Regions from separate parts of the Homo sapiens genome. Here region 1 is linked to region 2. Evidence: read pairs that join two places in POLR2A ChIA-PET (ENCODE). Cell type or tissue: OCI-LY7. All regions are shown on one strand. Each heading gives the region's core, and the rest is flanking DNA. Links, peaks and the distances in the headings are about the cores only.

Region 1 (10,386 bases), core at 1,063-9,062, 140 kb after region 2:
TTAGCCGGGCTTGTTGGCACGTGCCTATAATCCCAGCTTCTGGGGAGGTCAAGGCAGGAGAATCATTTGAACCCGGGAGGCGGAGGTTGCAGTGAGCCGAGATCATGCCACTGCACTCCAGCCTGGATGACAGAGAAAGACTTCGTCTTAAAAAAACAAAAACAAAAATGAAAACAAAAACCAAAAAGAGGCCCTGTCTCATTGGGGGTTAGGGCTTCAACCTATGAATTTGGGGGGCATGAACTTGGCAGGGAGAAGCAGGCACAGTTCAGTCCATAACGGCTCTTCTCCACATGAGTTCATTTATTTCCCATATCCACAAGGAGGCTTAGAAAGAGATGAAGTTGAGTTGTGAGGCAACTTGTCCAAAGTCACATAGAAAAAAGAAAAAAGCAACATGTCCTACTGTTTCAATGAATAACCGTGTCCTCTGTGCCTGGGCTCAACTCCAGAGAACTTGGAAGGAAGAAGGGAGTCATGGATTTGGATCTGAAAGGTTCCTAAGCAGGAAGAATCTGCTTCATCCCAGGAATTGTTCTAAGACTTTTTTTTTTCTTTGTCTTTTTCTTTCTTTCCTTTCTTTCTTTCTTTCTTTTTTTTCTTTCTCTTTTGAGACAGCTTCTGGCTCTGTTGCCCAGGCTGGAGTGAGGTGACATGATCTCAGCTCACTGCAGCCTCAACTTCCCTGGCTCAATTGATCCTCCCACCTCAGCCTCCTGAGTAGCTGAAACTACAGGCACGCACCACCATGCCCGGCTAATTTTTGTTATTTTCTGTAGAGATGGGGGTCTTCCTATGTTGCCCAGGCAGGCTGGTCTCCATCTCCTGGGCTCAAATGATCTGCCCACCTCAGCATCCCAAAGTGCTGGGATTACAGGTGTGAGCCACCATACCTGGCAATGCTCTAAGACTTTTCAAACCTTAGGACCTATCTAACAATCTGTGTACCTCTGGGTCACCCTCTTTTCCACGGGAGGGGACAGAGCACCTTGCTGAGTGACTCTGCTGACAATGGTGAAACAAGACTTGAACTCAGTCTGAAAGACTTCACACGGCTGCAGGCAGTGGGTATAAATGCCAGCTTGGAGCCCCCCAAACCTGATGGCTGGAAAAGGGGCAACACAGCTGGGGCTCCCAGGTGTCAGTGCCCCCGGGAGCCTCTGGGATCAGCTGTTGACCCCAACTTCCCCCGCAGGGGTTCCCAGCTGTCACGTCAGAATTCATCTGCCTAAGCACTAAAGAAACTCCAAGATGACGCATTGGTGCTCTGGGGGTGGCGGGAGAGGGTTGATGGGGGCCTGTCCACAACCCCAGCCCCTATGGTGACGTCACTTCTCACCCCCACAGTTCTTTCTCTCCACCTTCCATCTCACAAACTGCTGGGCAAGCGGCCGGGCTGACAAGCAGGGAAGCCCTGGGCTTCTCCCAGCCAGAACAGACCGATCGGAGAGGCAGGCGGTGGCCCTGGATGCTTGAGGTTTGAGCTGTAGCCGCTGGTGCTGTTAAAACCACAAGAGATTGAAAAAAACTCCTTGCCAGTCAAAATGAAAAGTGAGACTGAGAGAAACTGAGTGAGAAGATCTCGGTAAAGAAAAAGCCAAGTGTTGGCTTCCATGAAAGAAACACGGCCCAATGGGTCATTAAATGACTAAGTTCTGGGGCCACACTGACAATGACAGGGCTTCCTGCAGCACGTGTGTGTGTGCATGTGTGTGTGTGCATGTGTGTGTGTGCGTGTGTGTGTGCGTGTGTGTATGCATGTGCACACATGTGAGGGAGTGTGTGTAAGGGAGGGAGTGTGAGGGTGTGCAAGAGGGCTCGTGCCCTCAAAAGTAGGGACCTGTGGGCTCAAGGCTGTGTGTCCACAAGTGTATGAGAGTGGGGTGTGTGTGTGAGCTGGTGTACACACAAGTGTGTCTAGGGTGTGTGTGTAAGTGTATGAGTGTGTGAGAGCAGCGAGGGCTTGTGCCCCTGAGATTATGTGCGCATGCACGTGGTGTGTGTGCACAAGGATGTGTGTGTGAGGTTCTGCGTGCTTGAGGTTGTGTGTGCAAATGTGTGACGGTGTGTGGGTGTGGGTGTGTGCATGTGGGTGGGTAGGTGTGTGCTCAAGGCTGTGTGTGTAAGGGTGTGTGTGTATGCAAGTGTGCCAGGGTGTGTGATCAGCAAAGCATTATGATCCCCTTCCCCCAACTTCACAGCAAGTGGGGCAGCGACCCCACCTCTAACCCCTGTCAGCCAGGGAGGAAGGGAAGGAAGGCCCAGAGCTCAGTGTCAGGTTATGTAGTGCGGGGCCACATAGGGGCTCACTCAGCCCAATCCAGGCTTTGCCACTCCTCCTGGCTAAGCTGCCTCCCGAGGAAAATAGGAGTCCACCCAATGCCAGCAGAGGAGGAGAGAAATGTCAGCACAGATGTCTACCAAGGGGCATGTGATGCAGCTCAAAAGGACGGACTCTGGAGTTCAGGGTGGTCTGAGTTCGAATCCTGGCTTGGTCCCTTGATAGCTGTGTGGCCCGAGACAGGTCAGTTAACCTCTCTGTGCCTCAAATGCCCCATCTCTAAACTGGGGATAATAACCTTACCTTACAGGATGGTTTTGAGAACTCGAAGAGTAAGAGATATGGAGCTCTTAGAATAGTGCATGGTGGGGCCGGGCACAGTGGCTCATGCCTCTAATCACAGCACTTTGGGAGGCTGAGGTGGGCAGATCACATGGTCAGGAAATCAAGACCATCCTGGCTAATACGGTGAAACCCCGTCTCTACTAAAAATACAAAAAATCAGCCAGGTGTGGTGGCACGTGACTGTAGTCCCAGCTACTCAGGATGCTGAGGCAGGAGAATCACTTGAACCCAGGAGGCAGAGGTTGCAGTGAGCCGAGATCGCGCGATTGCACTCCAGACTAGGGGACAGAGCAAGACTCCATCTCAAAAAATAAAATAAATAAAATAAGAATAGTGCATGGCACATGATACGCACTATCTAAATCTTCCTCTTACTGGCCGGGCACAGTGGTTCACGCCTGTAATCCCTGCACTTTGGGAGGCAGAGGTGGGTGGATCACCTGAGGCCAGGAGTTTGAGAACAGCCTGGCCAATATGGTGAAATCCCGTCTCTACTAAAAGCATAAAAATTAGCCAGACGTGGTGGCACGTGCCTGTAATCCCAGCTACTTGAGAGGCTGAGGCACAAGAATCACGTGAGCCTGCGAGGTGGAGGCTGCAGTGAGCCGAGATCGCGCCACTGCAATCCAGCCTGCGTGACAGAGCAAGACTCCATCTCAAATAAAAAAAAAATAGAAAGAAAAATCTTCCTCTTACTACCATAAGTGATGCCTGCAAGCCATGAGCTCCCGAATTTAGTACACCTAGGACAGATGAACCCCCAGGATTATAAAACCCCAAGATACATCAGATGCCGGAGTGGCCAGACACCAAGGGCCATGAGGCTGTCTCAGCTTGTCGGTGACCAGGGCAGAGGGTTGGGGGTACTGCCTGCTGTCCACCCCTCCCATCTATGGGAGACCTCATCTCCCCAACGTGTCATCTTGAGAGGCTGCTTTGGCCGGTAAGACAAACCTGCATTTACAGCTTGGAGCACTGAGGTCAAGCAGCGGGGAGCTTTGGAGTTCAGGAATCTCAGGATGGAGGGCCAGGGATGAGTTTCCTTCCCCCCACTCCACCTCAAGCCCAACAAGGAATTTTCTGGCATGATGAGCGTGTTAGTCTGCTCAGGCTGCCATAAAGTCCCGCAAATGGGGTGGCTTAAGCCACAGAAATTAGCTTCCTCGCACTTCTGGAGGTGAAGGTTGAGGCGTCAGCAGGGCTGGGTTTTTTCAAGACCTCTCTCCTTGGCTCACGGGTGGCCATGTTGTCGCTGCGTTCTCACCTGGACTTTCCTCTGTACGTGCACAGGTCTGTGGCCAAATTTCCCCTTTTTGTAAGGACACCAGTCGTATTGGATTAGGGTCCACCTGAAAGGCCTTGTTTTAACTTAATTGCCTCTTTAAAGACTATCTCAAAGGACTGTTGCATTCTGAAGTACTGGAGGTTAGGACTTCCAAATGTGAATTTGGGGAGGGACACAGTTCAGCCCAGGACACTGAGGTTTCTGCTTGCCCCAGAAAATTAATTCCCAACTGAAGCTAAGAGCTAAACTGTGGACTTGACCGTGAGCAAACAGCCGTCACGTGGCCACCCCAGCATCTCATTCATCATTCATCCAGGCAACTGTGAACTGTATTCATTTCTTTTTTTTTTTTTTGAGTCAGAGTCTCGCTCTGTCACCCAGGTTGGAGTGCAGTGGCGTGATCTCAGCTCACTGCAACCTCTGCCTCCCAGGTTCAAGCGACTCTCGTGCCCCAGCCTCCCGAGTAAGTGAGATTTCAGGTGCATGCCATTACACCGGCTAATTTTTGTATTTTCAGTAGAGACGGGGTTTCACCATGTTAGCCAGACTGGTCTCAAACTCCTGACCTCAAGTGATCCACCCACCTCGGCCTCCCAGAGTGCTAGGATTACAGGCATGAGGTACCACGCCCAGTCTGTGTTCATTTCTTAGGGCCACTGTAGTAACTGCTCACAAACGGTATGATTAAAACAATTGAAACTTCTAGCCTCTAGTTCTGGAGACCGGAAGTCCAAGATCAAGGTGTTGGCAGGGTTGCTTCCTTCTGGAAGCTCTGACAGAAAATCTGTCCCTCCTATGCCTCTCCCCTGGCTTCTAGCAGCTGCCTGCCATCCTTCATCAGTCCTCTCTGCCCCTGTCATCATGTTCCCTGCTTGCTTTTTTTTTTTTTTCAGTGAGATAGCGCCTTGCTCTGTTGCCCAGGCTGGAGTGCAGTGGCGTGATCTCGGCTCACTGCAACCTCTGCCACCCGGGTTCAAGTGATTCTCCTGCCTCAGCCTCCCGAGTAGCTGGGATTACAGGCACGCACCACCTGGCTAATTTTTTTTTTTTTTGTATTTTTAGTAGAGACGGGGTTTTACCATGTTGGCCAGGCTGGACTCAAACTCCTGACCTCAGGTGATCCGCCCACCTCAGCCTCCCAAAGTGCTGGGATTACAGGTGTGAGCCACCACTCCTGGCCCATGTTCCCTAATTCTTTGTGTCTCTGTGGTGTGTCCTTTTCTGTATCTTATAAGACACCTATTATTGGATTTAAAGCCCTCCCTAAACCAGGATGCTCTCATTTTGAGATCATTACCCTACCTTTTTTTTTTTTTTTTTTTTCCGATTTCTCAATCTTTTCCCCACCTTTCCCCCCTTTCCATTCCACAAAACCGCCATTGTCATCATGGCCCGTTCTCAATGAGCTGTTGGGTACACCTCCCAGACGGGGTGGTGGCCTGGCAGAGGGGCTCCTCACTTCCCAGTAGGGGCGGCCGGGCAGAGGCGCCCCTCACCTCCCGGACGGGGCGGCTGGCCGGGCGGGGGGCTGACCCCCCACCTCCCTCCCGGACGGGGCGGCTGGCCTGGCTGGGGGCTGACCCCCCCACCTCTCTCCCGGACGGGGTGGCTGCCGGGCGGAGAGGCTCCTCACTTCCCAGACGGGGTGGCTGCCGGGCGGAGGGGCTCCTCACTTCTCAGACGGGGCGGCTGCCGGGTGGAGGGTCTCCTCACTTCTCAGACGGAGCGGCCGGGCAGAGATGCTCCTCACCTCCCAGACGGGGTCGCAGCCGGGCAGAGGCGCTCCTCACATCCCAGCCGGGGCGGCAGGGCAGAGGCGCTCCCCACATCTCAGACGATGGGCGGCCGGGCAGAGACGCTCCTCACTTCCTAGATGGGATGGCGGCCGGGCAGAGACGCTCCTCACTTTCCAGACTGGGCAGCCAGGCAGAGGGGCTCCTCACATCCCAGACGATGGGCGGCCAGGCAGAGACGCTCCTCACTTCCCAGACGGGGTGGCGGCCGGGCAGAGGCTGCAATCTCGGCACTTTGGGAGGCCAAGGCAGGCGGCTGGGAGGTGGAGGTTTTAGCGAGCCGAGATCACGCCACTGCACTCCAGCCTGGGCACCATTGAGCACTGAGTGAACGAGACTCCGTCTGCAATCCCGGCACCTCGGGAGGCCGAGGCTGGCGGATCACTCGCGATTAGGAGCTGGAGACGGGCCCGGCCAACACAGCGAAACCCCGTCTCCACCAAAAAAATACGAAAACCAGTCAGGCGTGGCGGCGCGCGCCTGCAATCGCAGGCACTCGGCAGGCTGAGGCAGGAGAATCAGGCAGGGAGGTTGCAGTGAGCCGAGATGGCAGCAGTACAGTCCAGCTTCGGCTCGGCATCAGAGGGAGACCGTGGGGAGAGGGAGAGGGAGAGGGAGAGGGAGAGGGAGAGGGAGAGGGACTCGCGTCTTAAGAGCCCCATTACCCTACCTTAATTACATCTGCAGAAAGGCTGGGCATGGTGGCTCACGCCTGTAATCCCAGCACTTTGGGAGGCCAAGGCGGGTGGATCACTTAAGGTCAGGAGTTCAAGACTATCCTAGCCAACATGGTGAAACCCTGTCTCTACTGAAAATACAAAAAATTAGCCAGGTATGGTGGTGTGCGTCTGTAGTCCCAGTTGCTCGGGAGGCTGAGGCAGGAGAATCACTTGAACCCGGGAGGCGCAGGTTGCAGTGAGCCGAGAGCGTGCCACTGCGCTCCAGCTTGGGCAACCAAAAACAAACAAACAAAAAACAGAAAGAAAAAAAGAAAAGAAATTTATGTTGCTTAAGCCCTGCAGTCTGTGGTGTTCTGTTATACAGCCCTAGCGGGTGATAGGGTGAGACTATCTCAAAAAAAAAAAAAAAAAAAGAAAAAAATTATATCTGCATAGACCCTTATTCCAAATAAGGTCATATACTCTGAAGTTCTAGGTGGACATATCTTTGGGGGGCCACCTCTGAACCCACATCAGGGACCCAGAGAAGATGCCGGCTCTCCCAAATGTCAGTGTCCTCAGAGTCCTTTGGCAGCTGAGGCCCACAGGGAGGATCAGCACCTGGGAGACCCTTGTCCTTCAGAAGGGCCCAGCCCAGCAAGGCAAGAAGTCCCAAGGAACCCACCCATCCCGGTCAGGAGAACCACAGGAGGGTTTTACGGGGATGGGGAGTCCACGTGGCCAGGCAGGGAGACTGAGGAAAGGTTTGGGCAATCCGGCCTGAAGGCGGGACTTGAGCAGGTCTTACCCTGCAGGAGGAGTGGAATGGAGGTGTGGGTAACTGCCCCCATCCTGCTCTGTTCCCACACCGTGTCCTACAGAGTCCCTAGAGTTCCCAACCAAAGATTCCTGGAAGGGCCTGAGTGGTTTTCAGGCCTCTGACCCTCCCAGGCTTGGAGGCCCGCAGGGCCCTACTCCAGCACAGACACTGGGCCAGCGCCCTGTGTCCATCATTTCATGGAAGAATCACCTGAAACTTCCCCTGCTCCCACTCGGCTCATTCCTTACTGTGTATCTGGCCAGGTGGGGTGGACCCCTCTAGAGACAGGATCCTCATCTGCCAATATGCACACAGGCCCTGGTTTCAAATAATAATGTTGCACATTTATTAGGCCCAGTACTGCACTACGCATTTCATCTCCTGATCATCTAATTTCATCCTCTAAAAACCCCAACGCAGTAGGTAACATTCTTGGTTTTCTGGGTTTTTTTTTTTTGTTGTTGTTGTTTTGTTTTGTTTTGTTTTGTTTTTTGAGACAGGGTCTTGCTCTGTCACCCAGGCTGGAGTGCAGTAGCTCGACCGTGGCTCGCTGCAGCTTCCAACTCCTGGGCTCAAGTGATCCTCCTGCCTCAGCCTCCCAAGTGGCTGGAAACACAGGTTCGTGCCACCACACCTGGCTAATTTTTTAAATTCTTTTGTAGAGACAGGGGTCTCCCTATGTTGCCCAAGCCGGTCTCGAGCTCCTGGGCTCAAGCAATCCACCCACCTTGGCCTCCCAAAGTGTTGGCATTATAGGTGTGAGCCACGGTGCCTGGCCCAGTAGGTAGCATTCTAATCCCCATTCTACAGATGAGGAAACTGAGGCTCAGAGAAGCCCACTGACTTGTGCAGGAGCAGCAGCCAACACTGACCCCCAGGCTGAGGCTCCAGGTCCAGTGTTCTGCAACACACAGCTGGCACCTGGGGCTGCTTCCTCTCCTGGGTGAGCCTAAGTAGCAAATGTAAGAAGTTATGTTTGCTCATTTCTGCTTGAGTGGATTCACAAGCCGCTGGCTCTGTGACAATGGGCAGCTCTCTGGAGGGATGCTTTGAAGACAAAACAGAATAGAGCCCCATGTCTCTTGCGTGAGTCACTATATTCCTTGAAAGATAAATGGCCCCAGACTTGCTTTTTCCTACACATAAGATACCATCTGGTGGGGTTAGTGATTCTGCCTCCACAATCGATTCAGCAGATGTGCTTTAGTCATCTATAGCCAGATGTACTCTATACCCAAACCTCGATGTGATTTTGTACATATTACAGCTTCACCACCTGTACATAAACTGTGAACTGAAACTGCCAGAGCAGCTGATAGAACCCCTCCACAGGGCTGCTCTCAGGCAATAGGCTCGGTCTATAGTCCTGGTAAAACTTCTGAATAAAAAGAACTCTAAAGTTTTTGTTTTTTGTTTTTGAGACGGAGTTTCACTCTTGTTGCCCAGGCTGGAATGCAATGGTGTGATCTCAGCTCACTGCAACCTCTGCCTCCCGGGTTCAAGCGATTCTCCTCCCGCAGCCTCCCGAGTAGCTGACATTACAGGCATGTGCCACCACGCCCGGCTAATTTTGTATTTTTAGTAGAGACTGGGTTTCTCAATGTTGGTCAGACTGGTCTCGAACTCCTGACCTCAAGTGATCTGCCCACCTTGGCCTCCCAAAGTGCTGGGATTACAGGCTTGAGCCACCACGCCCGGCATTTTTATTTATTTATTTATTTTTAGACATGGTCTCACTCTGTTGCTCAGGCTGGAGTGCAGTGTTGTGATCACCACGCACTGCAGTCTCAGACTTCCCCGGGCTCAGGTGATCCTCCCACCTCAGCCTACCAAGTAGCTGGGAACCACAGATGTATGTCACCATGCCTGGCTAATTTTTTGTATTTTCAGTAGAGATGGGGTTTCATCTCTACATGTTGCCCAGGCTGCTCTTAAACTCCTGGGCTCGGGCAATCCACTGGCTTCAGCCTCCCAAATTACTGGGATTACAAGTGTGAGCTACCACACCCAGCCCGAACTCTAATTCTTCAGCTTTTTATTTTCTTTAGTTGACACCTGGCAAACTTCCACCATGGGAGTCAGGGGGTGTTTGTCAGAATTTGCTGGGAATGGGATGGGGGGCAGCTAGTTCTCCCTCGAGGCTGGGGTGTTCTGTAACCCTCAATCCTGGTGGACAGGAAGGGTTCCCCCACCAAATCTGAGGCCTGGGGAATTCTCAAAGCCCTCCCTCTCCCCTTCTCCACTGGCTGAGATGTCATGAGTCCTGGCTGGCCAAGAAAGGCTTCCTTGCCTCGGGAGCTGGAGGCCCAGGACACCTGGGTGCCTCTGGTATCCCATCAACAATGGTGGGGGATAGAGGAGGCAGGGCTGGGGGAAGCAGAGGGGTTTCTGCTGAGTTTCAGAGGCTGTGTTGCCAACTCTTAGCCACAGATAAAGAGGGCCAAAGAGAGTGTGGTCAGAGCTCAGCATGGTGATGGCATGACAGGGGATGTCCCCAAAGGCCACCCAAACCATCATCAGGCACTCTTATGCCACCCCAACTGATCACATCACGATCCTGTGGGCCCAGCTTCCTCTCAAAACTTCCTGCAAGGCTTCAGCCATCCACCCTCACAGCCTCAGCACTGGCCCCAGGGAGGGTCCTGCCCACCCACATCCCTCCTCCCTCCCTGTCCTCAGAGCCTCCATGCTAATGAAACTGGCAAGAAGGCTGCTGCCGGCATCTGCTCCCAGCAACAGCCCTTCCAGGAGCTGGGGGTGAAGGCCACTGGATCAAAGGACTCCATGCCCTGCTTCCATTCTCTCTTATCGTCCTGGGGAAGGCATGAGCTGGAGCAAACTCAGGGGGCAGGTTCCATTCCAGGCAACAGGATGGCATCAATCTTATGATGGAAGAGCTGATGACAGTCTTATCATTTCTCATAGCTCCCCTCCCCGTCAGACCACGTGCCCGGGTCTCTGCAGGTCGGATCTGGTTCACCTCTTCTTGGAGTTATCGCCCGTGTACAGATGACAAAACTGAGCTACATACAGAAAGGCTAAGTGACACGGCCGCCGTCACGCAGTCAGTGGGTGGCAATACCGAGGGCGGGTGTTCGGAGCTACACTCTATGTCCTCCCACAGATTGGGCTGAAAAGTTCAGCAAACCTACAGCCAAGTCTACATTGAGCCAGTGTGCATTCTCAGAACATCTGAATGCCAC
Region 2 (8,000 bases), core at 1-8,000:
CTGGGTTCTGCCATGCCTGATGCCCAGGTCCCCGCCCTGCAAATGTTTGGCCCTCCCCCTGCCAGTCTGCACTGATGATGGCTGGGGAGGTTTCTCCCCCTGGAGCAGGGTACAGGAAGGAGAGCTCGTGCCTTCTTTTACCTCCCCTGCCTCCCCACCTCAGTGTACCCTAGTCATGTCTGCAGGCAGAAGCACTGACTCTGCTGGCCTTCTCCAGTGCTGGGTGACCCCTAACACTGCATGGGACAGATATCCAGAAGACAGTGGCCTTGGTCACAGAGAACGGGGGTTCTCAGCACAAAGCTGCCCTCTGCTGAGGAAGGAAGATACCTCTCCTTCCCTCCTGCACCTGAAACATCCCTTTGTCTTTCAAGATGAGTGCTGCCACCTCTGGGAAGCCCTCCCTGACTACCCAAGGCTAATTCAAGCTCCTCCTCCTCCTCCTCTCGGCTCTCTCTAAACGTGGGTTATGACCCCTCTAACAGTCATCTCATTGTTCTGGAATGGTTACTTGCTTGTCCTTCCACCCCCTGTGGGTATGTATGCACACACATGTGTACACACACACTCATGTGATGCAGACAGCAGAGGTGGCAGCCTTGTCATCTCTAGACCCTCAATCTCTCACATGGGACCCACCGTAGAGCCGGCACTCATCAGCTGAATGTTGGTTATGACCATGACAATCGTTGCCATTTTTGAAGCACTGCCTAGGTACCAGGCACTGTTCTAAGCGTTTCTGCTGCTCGAATTGGTGGGTGCTGTTGCACCCCACTCAGACCCCTGCTGCCAGCAGGGCACCGCTCCCCCAGCTGCTGTGGGTGTTGGCTGATAATGAATGCTCCACAGCCTCAAGGTGGGACCCACCCTGGTACAATTCATGGTCCAGAGCCACCCCCGTGGTGTTGGGCTGAAGCTGGTGAACAACGTCCCTGCTAAGCCCCCTCCCCTGACCTGCCCTGCCTGCTTCTCCTGGGAGCCCTCCCTAGCAAATCACTTTCACAAAGATCCCTGCCTCAGGCTCTGCTTCTGGAAGACCCTACCTGAGACAGGTGTGTGGTCTCAGCAAGACTTCCCAACCACCCAATGAAGATGGAGACGGTTTCCCTACTGCAGCCATTTTATAGAACAGGAAACCGAGGCCTGAGAGGGCAGGTCACCTGCCCAAGGTCCCAGACCTGGTAAGTGACAGAGAAGGGTTTGGACCTGGGTCCTGTCTGACTTCACAGCTCACAGTCTCAAAGACTGTGCTGGATGCCTCCGGGAAGAGATGAACAATGTGATGAATGAAAAGAGAGAGAGGGCCAGGTGTGGTGGCTCACACCTGTAATCCCAGCACTTTGGGAGGCCGAAGCAGGTGGATCACTTGAGGTCAAGAGTTCGAGACCAGCCTGGCCAACAAGGCAAAACCCTGTCTCTACTAAAAATACAAAATTATCCCGGCATAGTGGCGTGTGCCTGTAATCCCAGCTACTCTGGAGGCTGAGGCAGGAGAATCCCCTGAACCTGGGAGGAGGAGGTTGCAGTGAGCTGAGATCATGCCACTGCACTTCCAGCCTAATTGACAGAGCAAAACTCCATCTCGAAAAAAAAAAAAAAAGAGGGGAGAAAAGAGAAAAGCAAAGGCACCCAGAGAAGCTACAGCCCTGGACAGAGGAGCAGACGCAGAGCCCTCCTCTCTCGGGTCTCTGAGTGACCCTCCAGGAGTGCAGAGCTGCAGCACTGTCACCATTGTGCCTTCCCAGGACCCCCGGGAGCAAGCCCCTGAGTCCTGCCCTCTCTCCTGAAAGACTGGGGTTGGCAGTCCGGGCTTTCAGGGACAAGCATTAATTAGCCACCTCTACCAGGCTGAGAGCAAGCTCAGAATGGAGACATTCACATGTAGGCAAACATGGGTGTGAACACATCTGTACAAGCAAAGAGGGTGTACACACACACCCCAAGTCCTTCAGGGGCCCCCACAGATGCGTCACCTGGAAATGAACAAAGGGCAGTTCTAGGAGGTCAGAGCCAGGGCTGGCGCACTCCCCACTGTACTGCCAGCTGCAGTCATGTGGCCAGTACAAGATCGAGATCCATAACCTTTAGTGAACGAGTCATGGGGCCTCTCCATAGATAAGGATACAGGGAGTCAGAAAGAACTGGTTTCAAATCCTCACTCCACCACTTAGCGGCTGTGTGGCCTTAGGCAAGTGCCTTAACCTCTCTGGACTCCAGTACCTAACATATAGGAGCAGGGGAGATACTAAAAATATTTAACAAACCAGCACAACGTGGCCATGGACCTATCCTGGACTTCAGCTGTCAGCAAGCCAGTCAGAGCAGACACCAGTCACGACACCCAGCACCGCTGGGCCAGTGCAGACCTGGCCAAATTTCCACCAGCCAACGTAGCAGGTGGGTTCAGTGTGCCTCCTCCTCCCCTTCCTCACAGCACTGCCTGGGAGTCAGGACTGCCCAGAGTTTGGGCCTGCTGAGCGTTTGGCTGCACCTATAGCGAGTGACAAGCAGGGCTAGAAACCCAGCTGTCTCCCACCTCAGCCTGGCAGGCAGCACCACCCTGCCCTGGCTGCACCCCTCGGTGCCAACAGCTGGAATCCCTCAGCGGGAACGACCCAGAGGAGCTGGGGCTTCCTGCCATGGAGCAATCTGCCACTCTTCTGACCCCCAGGCCTTTGCACCCCAGCTGATTTCTATGCCTGGAATGGCCTGGTGCTTCCTGTAACAAATTCCACGTGTCCCTTAAGAGCCCTGCTCAGGCAGTACCCTCCCTCCTGAAGGCTCCCTGCCCGCACCCCACCCTGAAGGAGTCACTCAGGCCCAGAGTCCCCACCTTCCTCCCTCATGGCTCTCCTCATGGCCTCCCTGGGCCCCTCGCTAGATGGGAAGCCCCCCTGAGGCTGCAGGCTGGGGGTTACCCTTTGCTGTTGCCCCACAGCCTAGCAGGGCGTAGGTGCTCAGCAGCTGCTAGTCTCAACCACGGGCTGGGTTACAATGTCCTTTCCTGTAGGGATCTAACTCCAGCGCCAGGGCCGCAAAGCTCAAACACAGATGCACTTTCCACCCTGGCCTGCCCCGGAGGCCCACCCCAGGCCCATCAGCTATGGTGAATTCTGGGCACGGGCAGTGGGAACCATGCTGCATAACAGGGTCTGAAGAAGTAACCCCCGTCTGGAGCCTCAGTTTGCCTGGACACGGTGCTGCCACACACACTCGGTCCCAGTACCCCTCCCCTCCCCGGTTTGCTGCTGGAGCAGACTCCCAGGCACCCTAGACAAAAGGAGAAGCCTTCTCAGGGGTTCACACAGTGTGGGGGGAGCTCACTGCCTGTGTCCAAAGCACCCAGGGGTGCCTGTCATGAAGCCAACACCCACTCCCCAAACAAGTGCAGAATCTCAGGGGTGGGCCCAGGAAGCTGTACCATTAAAAAAAGAGAAAGAAAAAGAAAAAGGAAATCTCCCCAGTGATTCTCACGCTCCTTTGCAGAACACACTCTGATCATCCGGCCTCCTGGATTGAGCAAGGTGACCTGGGGGAGGGGTGGCGGAGGGGGCTCATGGCCGAGACCCGGCATCCAAAGGCTGTGGGAGCCCCTAACCCAGAGAAATGGCAGCTTCTGCAGCTCCCTCTGCACAAGCCATTCCATCGAATACTAACTGCGGCAGAGGGTCTTCCTGGCCCTCGGCAAACCCCCAAACTGCCTTCCCTGAAGGCTGCTGCTGGGCGCTTCCCCAAGGGCAGGGGCTGTGCCTATCCCCCTCCGACCGAACGGCCTCCCAGACACAGCTGCCTCTTCCCTCAGATCGCATCCCTGAGGCAGGCAGGGGCTGCACCTCTTCCCTGGCAGCCCCCCACCCCGCACAGTGGCCAGCACAGGTCTCGTGGGAATCCTGCATCCCGCGGGCTTCATCCCCACGAGTGCCCTTGGGGTAACCAGGGGAGCCCCTCACTCCTCCAGGGCCTGAGAACCACAGGGCCAGGGCGGCTCCAGGCGGCAGCAAGAAATCCCACCCTGGCTGGGGAAGGGTTTCCCATCAGGGCTCAAAGGGCCTGATGGGAAAGAGCCCTGCCGTGGCCAAGTTTGGGCTCTCAAGAGCCGCAATGGACGAGGGCTCCTGGCCACTAACGGCAGGCAGCTGGACTCCCATGGCCCCCAGGCCGGCTGAGTGGTGGCCTCCCACCTCCTCCCCTCCAGGTTCCTCTCTTGTCTGAGGCTTTGCTGTGAGTGACCGTCCCTGGACTTCCTCCCTGGCTCTGTGTGGCTCCAGCCCCCCCGGTAGCCGGCAGAGGGGGTAGGACTTCCTCCCTGGCTCTGTGAGCCTCCAGCCCCCAGTAGCTGGCAGAGGGGGTCGGCTCCCTTGAGCAATCTCAGGCCTGTTTATTCTCTTGGACAGAAAAAAAAAAAAAAATCCACAGCCTTGTCATGGCTAAACAATGAGGAACAGAAAGCCCCTTGGCAAAGCAGAACAAAAGGTCACTCCCTCCACAGCAGCAGTCCCCAGGAGCAGGGGGCTGGGCCCAAACCACAGCCCTGGGAGCCGGCCTCTGGTCAGTACAGGGGCCCCCCAGGAGGTCCCCAAAACATGGCAAGCATTCTCTAGGAAATGCAGGGCTACAGAAGCTTCCAGTTCCTGTGCCTTGGATTGGGGAGGCTCCAATTCACACCCCACTCACCCCACAGGGGATCTTTGACATGTTAAAATGAGGAAATAAGTTGGATAGTACTTGATTCAGTCAGCGTGTTCAGCAAACTACAATCTTCCAAAATATGGGGGCCTCAAGTGAAAAATTGAAAATCACTGTTGAGGGTTAACTGACCATTTATTTAACAGGCAGGGAATCTGAGACCCAGTGGTGAGGGAATCGGAGAGGATGGATAGATATGTAGGTAGGTAGGTAGGTAGATAGATAGATAGATAGATAGATAGGTAGATAGAATAGATAGATAGCTAGATAGATAGATAGGTAGGTAGATAGAATAGATAGCTAGCTAGCTAGCTAGCTAGATAGATAGATAGATAGATAGATAGATAGGTAGATAGAATAGATAGATAGATAGATAGATAGATAGATAGATAGATAGATAGATAGATAGATAAAATAGATAAAATAGCTAGATAGATAAAACAGACAGACAAACAGATAGATAGATAGATAAAATAGAAAGATAGCTAGATAGATGATAGATTAGATAAATAGATGATAGAGATAATAGAAAGTAGATACAAGATAAATAGATGGATGATAGAAAATATCAATAGATAGCTATACATATATACATAGAGAGAGAGAGAGAGAGAGAGAGAGAATAGATAAAAGGAAAGAAAAAAGAAAACTGCACCTAAATCTATATTCCAATTGGTGAGGCAGGTCTGATTGTGCCCATTTCACAGATGAGATAACAGAGATGGAAAAAGGCAAAGCCACCTCCCCTCGTCTCCCAGAGACTTTGGGCCATGCCAGGGCCAGGATGGCGGCAAGCGGATAGAGGACTATGGATAAGAAGCTCATCAGGGCCCACCCACAGTCTCTGAGCCGCCTCCCATCTGGGTCCACAGCTCCCATTTCCCCTCCTCCAGATTGGGCTCCCTCCTCTAAGACAGGTAGCACCTGCAGTTAGCGGTAGCTCATCGGTACCGAGCACCTGCTACCTCCCAGGGGCAACTGTGCGTGTTAGACCCACTGTCTGGTCTTCTCACTGACATTCGCAGGTGCTCAGGGAGACAAAGCAGTGTGCCCAAGGCTATCCCAGAAGAGCTGCAATCCTTGCCACCCCCAATCCTGCCTCCCTTCTCTTGGGGCCCAGAGAGCTTCCCTTCCCCCTCCACACAGACCCAGGACTCCAAGGGCCCCAAAGCTGAATGGCCCAACCTCAGCAGCTCCTCCCACCATGCAGCCTCCATCCCAGATGGGAGCTGTCTCTGTCACCCAGGGGTTAGACCCCCACCCTGTTGCTCCTCCAGGTCTTGGCTTTGGCCCTCTGGGGAGGAAGGAAAACAATGGGATATTTGCTAAGCAACTACTATGTGCCAGGCCAGATGGCAGGCACTGTATAAAATCCTAGTTCCACCCTAAAAAGCTGGTGTGAATGGCCCCATTTCACAGCTCAGGGAGATCAAGTCACTTGTCCGTGGTCCATGGAGAAAGTCAGGGGCAAAGGTGAAAGCAGTGATTCATTCATTCATTCATTCAACAGACGTGCTGAGCACCCAGTGTTGTAGGTGCTGGGTAAACAGTAGCATTGAACAAATCAAATCCCTGCCCCCGGGAAGTTGTCATCTTAGCTGGGGAGACACATGCACGTTCAATAGAGAATTCAAGGTGGTGGTAAGAGCTAAGGAAAAGGGTGACACAAGGTGCGGGGCCGGGGAGACAGGGAGATGCCCTTGGCACACTCAGTGCTTGGTCAGGAGGTCAGGGCAGTGGGCCCAGAGCGGGTGGGTGAGGGTGAGAACGAAAGCAGCAGTAGAGCATCTACTAGAAGCCTGCTTCATGCCAGTCATCACGAAGAGCTGTCCCAGCATCATAGCCTCTCTGAATCCTCCCCTGGTCCCCCTGAGGCCAGTCCTATTGTTATTCCCAAGTTACAGATGAAGAAACTAGCCTCAAAGAGGCCTCCTCACCTCCAGTCCTGTGTTTCCTCCCTGGCCAGGAAGACTGGGTCTCAACCCCAAGGCCCGCCCCTACCCCAAAGATCCTCTGTGTCCTCACTCAAGTGTCTCCTCTGCTGTGGGCAGTAACCAGGTTCTCTGTGCCTCAGTTTCTCTGCCTGTAAAATGAGAGTGTGGGCCTGGTTGATGCTCTAAGCAAAAGGACCAGCCCTGGGTTCTTAAGGATGGGTGTCGAAGGCTCAGTCCCTCACCAGACCTCAGGGGTGCTGGGTGGTGTGTGGCCCATCCACATGAGAGGTGGAGAAACAGCACGAGCTGGGAGGTGGGGGCTGGGATGTGGGGCAGAGTTGGGCTGGTCCTGGGCCTCTGGAGAGAGCAGAGGGTGGATTAGCAGGGGCTTCCATGCTCAGCTTCTGCCCCCATCCCCTTCCCCCCAGGGAGGGCAGCTCGAGCAGGCGACTTCTGAGAGGAAAGGGCCAGAAATGTCCCCTTTCCCAGGTGTGCTGGACACCGGCCTTGTAGAAGGGGCGCTGACTTAGGTTAGAGGGTCTATGTGCATATGGAGAGGTGCGTGGCATGCTCTGTGCACCGCCAGGAGGTCAGGGTAGTGGGTCCGGGGGATTTGGGGGTGTCATGGACTTTCTCTGAGCCTCGGCATTGTCACCTGTAAAATGGGAGTGGTACTCCTTGCCCTGTCTCCTCCAGGGGTTCTTGTGAGGAGCAAAGGCCCCTGGGGAGGTCCTCACTTGGGTTCATCATCTTCTCCCAGACTCCTGGGGGCTCCATGGGGGCGCTGCAAGGGGCCTGCAAAGGCCCTGGTCATAGACCCATGTTACAGAACATGGGAACTGGGCTCTTCCTGCCTTGGTTTTAGCCAAGAACTGGCAAGGCGAGAACACACCCCAGGGCAGCGAACTGCCCGGCTTTAGTGGGGTGTTAGATGGCCCGTGTGGGCCTTGCAAAGGAGGGGGCCTCCATCCTGCCTCCAGGGTAAGTGTGGGGAAGCTGACCTGTGACTCCTGGGGCTGGCAGTTCACCCCCAGGCTGGCACCAGGCCCGTTCCTCAGGAAGCCTTACATGGGGAGACCATGGCAGGCCCGCTGCTGTGACAGTGTGACAGAGGCTTCGGTGGGGCAAAGGAGAAGAGTGCAACAGGCCAGATGTGGTCCTCCTTGACAGGGACCTTGGGCTAACTCACAGGGACTTTGCTCAGAGGAACACTGGAAGGGTAATGTGACCCCAAAACAGAGTCTGGGTGAGTGGACAAAACCCAGGGGCCGGGGTCTGTGAGCAGCCCAGCCAGAGGACGATGCGGCTGTGAGAGCCTGCAAGAAGGTGAGCTTCTGAGAGCTGCCGAGGGCCGAGCTCCAGGAAGAAAAGACCCCGCTG

The links. Peaks named below come from ENCODE experiments on the same cell type or tissue, not always from the same donor. Only the 100,000 strongest peaks of a DNase experiment are listed, where the experiment ranks them.
Region 1: POLR2A ChIA-PET joins it to region 2 with 10 read pairs; 2 of 35 experiments call an interaction of 5 or more read pairs at or near these places.

What each region holds. Positions count from the first base shown.
Region 1 is chr1:12,038,615-12,049,000 of GRCh38, reverse strand. No RefSeq gene overlaps it. Among named protein-coding and RNA genes, the nearest start is that of MIR6729, 15 kb to the right of the region's middle. RefSeq lists enhancers at 901-990, 1,381-1,470, 2,131-2,190, 8,213-8,282, 9,348-9,847 and a cis regulatory region at 9,630-10,386. In OCI-LY7, for the core only: no CTCF peak of the experiment used is centred there; DNase peaks (open chromatin) are centred at 4,670, 8,270 and 8,980; H3K4me3 peaks cover 1,727 bases; H3K27ac peaks cover 3,103 bases.
Region 2 is chr1:12,180,755-12,188,754 of GRCh38, reverse strand. All of the region lies in intron 1 of TNFRSF1B (TNF receptor superfamily member 1B), which reads right to left. Among named protein-coding and RNA genes, the nearest start is that of MIR4632, 7.0 kb to the left of the region's middle. In OCI-LY7, for the core only: no CTCF peak of the experiment used is centred there; no DNase peak of the experiment used is centred there.